Linked DNA regions of Homo sapiens: region 2 is linked to region 1. Evidence: chromatin loops called from intact Hi-C (ENCODE). Cell type or tissue: left lung. All regions are shown on one strand.

The links. Peaks named below come from ENCODE experiments on the same cell type or tissue, not always from the same donor. Only the 100,000 strongest peaks of a DNase experiment are listed, where the experiment ranks them.
Region 2: a loop joins it to region 1, with 2.7 times the contacts of the local background. A loop is called at or near these places in 85 of 110 quality-filtered maps.

What each region holds. Positions count from the first base shown.
Region 1 is chr22:27,803,052-27,807,051 of GRCh38, forward strand. No RefSeq gene overlaps it. Among named protein-coding and RNA genes, the nearest start is that of MN1, 3.3 kb to the left of the region's middle. RefSeq lists enhancers at 1,114-1,678, 1,679-2,242. In left lung, a CTCF peak has its summit at 1,887 (motif pointing left); no DNase peak of the experiment used is centred here; H3K27me3 peaks cover 2,369 bases.
Region 2 is chr22:27,404,325-27,408,324 of GRCh38, forward strand. No RefSeq gene overlaps it. Among named protein-coding and RNA genes, the nearest start is that of LINC02554, 96 kb to the left of the region's middle. RefSeq lists an enhancer at 3,340-3,892. In left lung, a CTCF peak has its summit at 1,735 (motif pointing right); a DNase peak (open chromatin) is centred at 1,837; H3K27me3 peaks cover 817 bases.

The sequences.
Region 1 (4,000 bases):
TCGCTATTAAATCTAAATAAAATTAAGCGTGGTGTATGAAAATGCCTTTCCCCCCCCACAAAAGAAAGTGTTTATCGCCCGAGTCTGTCTAGCGTTTGCTAAATTACGCATGAAATCTGAAATGAAATAAACGTTATAATAAAACCAACCCCTGAGCCCTTTTTATTTAAAAACCTTAGATTAAGCACTCCACCGTCGCGGGCAGGAGTTAAAAAGTTACCATGTCGTACGCGCAGATTCATTGCTCCCCTGAGTTGCGGCTAGGAAGGCAGTGCTAAGTATGCCAGAACCGACATGCCGGGGGTGGGGGGAAATGGGCTCAACTTTGGGGTAGCGGCAGAATTCCTAAGAAATTGCCCCCCGCCCAAAAAAAATTTTAATTAAAAATAAACAAACAAGAAAAAACAACAACTTTAAAACTCAGCCAGAGCAAGCTCAGATCCAAGACCTTTCCCGGGGCCTTCCTGTTGTGGAAGTTTACAGACATATATATTTTTTCTTTTTTGAAATTAAAAATGAAAATTACCCCCATCAAAAATGGGGTCCATAAATAAGCATAGGGAATAAGTATTTGTACAGGGCGGTGGAGTTTTTAAAGGATTTTTCTGCAGGATCAGGTTGTTGGTCTGTGATTAAATATTGATTTTGTGTAATTAGTTTTCATGTGAACTATCCTCTTGCTGATAGCTTAGAGGTTTCAGAACTAGAAAAGAAATGGAATTGGACATGGAAATTATTACTTAGCAAAGTGACAGGGAAGTGAGAGCCAGAGAAAAGACTGAGGCTTTGCTGATTTAGGCACAAAGAAATAAAGGCTTGGGTAGGCCCTCCAGTGACACCCCCCCCCCGCCCGCCCCGGGGCCTAGGACCCTGGGGCTCTGGGGCTCCCGAGACAGAGCAGGGGGGATCTTGAACCTCCTGGACAAAAAGCGGGAGGCAATAGGAAAACCTGGTTGTGAGGAAGAGGCCCCCACATGGGCAAAGGCCTGGGCATAGTCCAAGATACTGGGTCACACACTCAGTCTGCTCTCGACTATGGGTGTCTCCTGAGGCACCTATGAGCCGCCTGTGTTTCTGTGTCTGGAGGAAATAGGGAAAAGTGGGGACCTGTCTGGAGCCTGGGGGTGGGCCAGGAGAGTGGGAAGAATGGCTCACAGGCCTGTCGTCTGGGGAGACCCGGATGGGGGCGTCTGCAGAGCTGAGGCATGACTTCACACAGGGCTGGGTGGGGGTCTCCAGCACACCTGGGCAGGTTTCCTGTGGAATAATTCCGTGTGCTCCAGGGAGGGGGGGTGTGGGAGTATTTTTCTGGGGCTGTTTCCAAGAGTTAGCTCCACAAGGTGTGTGAGTGGCTGAAAGAAGGGAGTGTTTGGACCTGGTGAAGTTTCTGTTCAGGATGTGTGTCTCGGTCACCTTTCTTTAACACTGCAAATGTTGTGCGGGTGTGTGGCACACGTCTGCATTTTGTGCCTTTGCTTGTATGCGGGTGGCGGGGCATCTGCGTGTGTTTCTGTCCATGCCTGCGTCGGCGTTCGTGCATGGATCTTTGGGGGTCTTGGTGCATGTTCTCTGTCTGTCCCCCAACCCCGCATTTCTGTGTGTGTGAGCCACTGCGTTTGTACCTGTGTGTGTGCAGCTGCCTCACCCCTTGCATGCCTGTATCTCTGCTCCAGTGTATCTGTTTTTTCTGCGAGTGTGAGGGCGTGTGCCTCACAGCCTGTGCCCATCTGTGCCCGTGTATGCGCCGGCGTGTGCGCCTCCACAGTGTGGGCACCCCTGCGTGTGCCTGTGTGTGCTTTCGCCCGCAAGGTCCCGCAGTGTTTCTTTGGAACAGACACATTGCCCCCTAGCGCTCAGATGAATTCAAAGTCCCCGCAGGCGCAGAGCCGGGAGCAGTAGGAGCCTCAGGGCCCTCCACCCGCCAGGGCTTTCTCCATCCTCCTCCCTCCCCAGGTCCCCCTCCGGGGGCACTGAGTGTGCTGGCAACGGCCAGAGGAGGCCCTCTGGGCAAGGGAAGGAGGAGACACAGCTGGATGGGGCCCCAGAGCTGGAGAGGGATGTTTTAAGCTGGTGACAAGTGGGGAACTGCCTGGGATGGCCCCCAGAACACTCACCGCTGATATGGAGAGCCTGGCACACCTCAGCTAGCCCAGGAGCCTCAGCCTGCAGCCCACCAGTGAACTCTCACTCTATAGAAACACAAAGCAACCCACACCCAATACCCGTCACCCAGGAGACACACAGCCTTCGTGCCTGCCCCGTTGGCCCCCAACACCACCAGCACAGACACATGTACACACTTACCTCCATAGTGTGTGGCTGTGTCAGCAAACACATGCACTCACATGCACACACAGAGCAATATCAGCATACACGTACTCACACACACACACACACCCCTCCATAGTGTGTGGATGTCAGCACACACACACATATACACCTCCATAGCGTGTGGCTATGTTAGCACATACACACCCCGCCATAGTATGTGGATGTCAGCATCCATGTACTTATACACACACTCACACATACATCTCCATAGTGTGTAGCTGTCAACACACTCACACACACGTACACCTCCATAGTGTGTGGATGTCAGCACACACACACACACACACACATACACCTCCATAGTGTGTGGCTATGTCAGCACACACACACACACACACATATACACCTCCATAGCGTGTGGCTATGTCAGCACACACACACACACACACCCCTCCATAGTGTGTGGATGTCAGCATCCATGTACTCACACACACACCCCTCCATAGTGTGGGGATGTCAGCACACACACACACACACACACACACACACCCCTCCCCATAGTGGATGAGTCTGCCCACTGGCTTCAGGACATGGAAGGCTCCTTCCGTGTCAGGCTGGTGCTTTGTGCATTATACCCATGGTCATCCTCACGGCAACGCCATGAAGTGGGGACTCAGAACCCATTCTACAGATGAGGAGATCGAGAAAGTCAAGGGACTTTCCCAAAGTCAAACAATGGCAGAGCTGAGATTCTAATCTCCCTGACACTGACGCCTGTCTCTTAACCACGGCCTGCTCTACCTGAATGTGATCGTTCAGGTAAAACACTTAGCACAGTGCAGGGGACATGGTAAGTGCCAACAAGTGTTAGCAACCTTTATTACCACTGTGATTATTACCAAATATTATCAAAATTATGATTCATATTATTCTCAGTGTCTCCCTCACCCACACAAACATGAGAAACTAGTACAAACACACACACACACACACACACACACACACACACAGCAATATCCTTAGCCTTCTTCCTCTAACCCCCGTATCCTTTGGAGCTTGGAAACTCACCGGGACCACAGAAGCTCAAGCCCTTCTTGCAGGCAGTGTTCCTAGAAGGACTGGAGGGGAAGCTACTTCTCCGGACACCTGGGGTCAGCAGAACAGGCCTCTCCAGTGGGCCAGTGGTGGAAAGGTCAAGGATTTGGGCATTACAGATTCAGATTCAAGTCTTGTCTTCACCACTTATGAGCTGCGTGACCTTAAGCAAAATACTTTTTTCTCTGAACCTCAGTTTCCCCTGTTGGAAAGAGACATGAAGGCCAGTTGATATACAGCATAGGGACTGGAGACAATGCTTTCAGAGTGGAACAGAGCACGGCACAGGACAGACATTCTTTAAATGGCAGCCCCTCTTATGACCATGATTATTTCTTCTGTGTTTGGATGCGGGGAGATGCAGAACAGAACCACAATCCCAGGAAGCCCCAGCTATGACCAGGACAGAGGAGAGGGCAGATGACTAGAGTCAGAAGATATGAGACCCTCATGGAGCTATAGTCTGCTGTTTGCCAAGCAACAGCACCTCGTCTATCTTGCTACACACAATGTCTGTCTTTTGGGGTCTCTCCTCGATCTGTTCATTATGTACATACCAAATGCTTATAATATGCCAGGGCCTGGTCTAGGAACTCAAGAAAAAATGTAGCAGACACAGTCCCAGCCTTCAAGC
Region 2 (4,000 bases), 400 kb before region 1:
CAGATGTGGCCTCAGTCTCTCTAATCGATTCCCATGCAGATGTGGCCTCAGTCTCTCTAATCAAGATTCCCATGGATGGGCCAGCAATGGCCAGAGGGACACTTTTCTGGGCACAGCTCAGTGGAGCCTGCCTAAGGCTGCCTTATTTGGGTCACTCTTTTTTTTGGGGAGGTGTGCATTCTGAGGCTCTACGGGGGTCATTATGGTGCAAAGATTACCCCAGATGGCACCTGTGGTTAACTTACTAGCACAACTGTTACATGGGGTCTATAAGATAGGAAGTCAGGACTCTGCATAGAGAGTCATCCTGGCTCACGTGACCCCCAGGGTAGGGCTGGGCCACAAAGGGGAAAATTACTGATAAATATTATCTTCAAAGAAACCCTCCTCCCCTACACAATGCTAAGCCATTGAAGTTTATCAAAACCACAGCGTTGGAGTCAAGTGATTCTCATGCCTCAGCCTCCCGGGTAGCTGAGACTGCAGGTGCACGCCACCACACCAGGCTAATTTTTGTATGTTTTTTAGTAGAGACGGAGTTTTCACCACGTTGGCCAGGCTGGTCTTGAACTCCTGAGCTCAAACAATCCGCCCTCCTTGGCCTCCCAAAGTGCTGGAATCGCAGGTGTGAGCCACTGTGCCTGGCTTTTTTTTTTTTTTTTTTTTTTTAAGCTCCCTGGTAATTTTCTCAGAGGCTGAGAACCCCTGATATAAACTTCACCGGAATCTGGGGCTGCAGAGGGGTTCCTGGGTTGGAGGGTTGCCATAGCTTCTTCTCCGTTTCTTGATGGGGCAAGCCTCCTCCTACTACAGGACCTTTGCGCAGGCTGGTCCTTCCACCTCCACAGTTTGCAGGCTCCCAATCCTCCCTTAGGCCTCAGCTTTAATACCTCCTCCTTCAGGCTGTCATTCCCTGATTACCTGCCTCCCTCCCTCTTCCCTCTCACTGTTCCCTCTTCATTCCCTTCCAATCTCTTGTAATGCTTCCTAAGTTTGCATTCCGGGGCATTTTTTGTTTGTTTGTTTACTGTATTTCTCCCCACTAAACAGTGAGCTCATGTGATCCATGACTATCTCTATGCCCTTCACCATTGGACCCCCAGGGCTGAGCACAGGGCTCAGCACATACTAGGTGCTCATTAAATATATAGTGAAATAATTTAATGGCAAAAACATGCATTCTCCTTCCTCTCTGAGCCTCACTGTGTTGTGAGGATTAAATGAGTTAATTGCTGTAAAGTGCTTAGAAAGTTCCACCTCGTGTTAATTAAATGAGCTGGCACTGAGCAAATGCTGAGCACATGGCCTGACCCACAGAACATTTTCATTGCTGGTGAATAATTACCATTATTATTATCACTGTCATTGTCATTGTTGGTATTATTTATCCTCTATTCAGCGCAGAGTAGGCGCTTAATAAAACTGTGAACTACCGAAGTGATGTAGCCTTGGACCAGCCACAGGGATGGAGGATGTGGCTGCTGGAGGAAGCCTCCAGGCCAGTCTGATGTGGTGAGGATAGCATGGCTCAGAGAGGGGAATGCACTGCCCCAACGTCACCCAGCAAGTCTAAGCGAGATCCAGCCCCAGAAATCTAGGCTTTCCTCTCTACTCATGGCCGCATGCCCTTGGGCATAGCTCTTCCCCTCTGGGCCCTTGTTACATCTGTGTAATGGGCCTGGGGTTGCAGCAGGGATAGGGAGGTTAGACACAGGTCGGTCCCCAGCCCCCAAGTTTGCCCCATGGTGACATGGGTGGCCACTTGGTGGCACTGTGGAGTCACCACCGACTGGCAGCCACCCGAGGAGCCCCAGTCCAGTGCAGCTTGGCCAGGAGACCTCAGAGGGTGCTCTGCGCTGACCTCCTTCCAGGTGGGGAAACTGAGGCCCAGAAAGGGGCAGCCATGCCTTTACCAAAGTCATGCAGCTAGTCTAAGAAGACTTTAAAAGGTAGTTTATTGAACACCTACTATGTGCCAAGTTTGCAACTGTATCATCCAGTTTCCACAACAACCCAAAGGCAGGAGATAGTCTTTCCATATTCCAGATGAGGAAACTGAGGCACCAAGAGCTTAAGTGGAAATATGGGAGCAATGACAATCATGACAGTAGTGGTTAATATTGAGTAAGTGCAACACATGTAAACAATGGCAATGAGTCAGGCCAGTCCCACAACCAATCCAAGACTTGGACACCAGTACTGACCCATTTTACAGAGATGGAAACTGAGGCTCAGAAAGATGAAACCATTTGCAGAGATCACACAGCCAGGAAGTATCTGCTGCCAGGACATGTCCCTGCCCAGAGGGAACCAGGCCTAATTCCTATCTACTCTCTCCCCAACATTCCAGCCTCAGCCTCAGGCAAGCTTGGGCCAGCATAGCCAGACCTAGGCCTCCAGGGATCAGGGAAGGCTCAGCCTCTTCTCAAAACCCACAGCCTGTCTAGACCAGGCTCCTTCCTGTGGGCTGCCATCAGGGGTCTGGGTGACCACTGGAATTTGGGGGCATGAAGGCGTCCCTGCTTCTCCCCACATCGCCCAATAGCCCCTGCTCCAGATGTGAGCAAGGGTTGCTGCCGTGAGTCCTGGGATGGTCTCCAGGTCTCTTAAGGAAGAAGAAGCAGAGCAGAGGCAAGGAGGGAGACGTGGGGTGGGGGATACAGAGCAAAAGTGACAGAGAGATCATGAAATAGACGGAGACGCAGCGTAGAGACAACGACAGGAAGAGAACAAGAGAGAGCGCCAGAAAAACAAATTAAATCAAAACCGAACAAAACAGAGAGGGAGCGACAGAGCCAGAAAGAAGGGAGTGAAGAGAGGTGCATATTGAGATGGAGACAGACAGACAGATGACGGGGATACAGACTGAGAGAGAGACAGAGACTGGGAGCCAGGAAATCGCAGAGACAGACAGGGACAAAGCGGCGGGGTGCCACAGAGACAGGGAGAGATGCGAGGAGGGGCAGAAGATGGAGACCCGGGGTGAGACAAGGACCAAGGGGCACGAGAGCAAATTCTGGGGTAGCAGACCAGGAGGTCAGGCAGAGACTCAGCAGAGAAGGAAAGGCCGGAGGAGGCTGAGAAGAGAAAAAATGATCAGAGAGAGAGAAGCAAAGAGGAAGGCGACAACATACAGAGGGCAGAGGAAGGGGAATAGAGGAGGGAGGAAGACCAGACAGTCAGAGGGTGGAGGCCAGGGCACGACGAGGGTAGCGGCGGGATCAGGGGTCCTCCCACCCCGTGGACCCTGAACTGGCCCCTGTCCACTGGGCAGCCAGGGTCTTCCACCCACCACCTGCCTCCATACCCCAGAGCTTTTCCCTCCCAGCAGGGGCCTGGCCAGGGTCCTGGAGGGCAAAGGTCAGGTGGGTGGACTCGCCGGAGCCCCCAGGAAGGCATCTTTCATTTCCGCCTGCTCAGCAGGCTCCAAGCACATCGTTTGCATAAAACAATATTCCTGTGGGGGATGCTAATGCGCCCTGCTATTTTTGCCTCTCCTGGATTGTGGTTTGCATACATTTGCATACCCTGGGAGAATTAAGCAGGAATCATGTAAATGAGCCCACCAGCTTGGAGGCGAAGGGGGACCTGGGCTCCCTGCCTCCCGACAGGCTGTGCTGGCCACATCCTTCCCCTGGGGTCACCCTGGCAGGACAGGTTAACATGGAAGGATCAGCTACATGTCTCTCCCAACCTAAGGCTGCTGTCCACTCCAGGTTTGGGGTAGCCAGAGGCAGTTTTCAAAAACCCAGATCTGAGCCTGTCACATCCTTCTTTAAACCTTCCATGGCTTTTGGAATCCTAGGATGGAGGCCAAACTCTCCCTCTCCCCCATAGCCACAAAGACCAACCCCTACCAGCCCCTCTAACCCACACTCTCTTCCTCCCCAGCCTCCACCCACAATGGAACTTCCTCCCGTCAGGGCTTCCCCTCACCACACTTCTGCAAACCACAGGGCCTTTGTACATGCTGTCCCCACTGGCTGCAATGTTTTTCCTT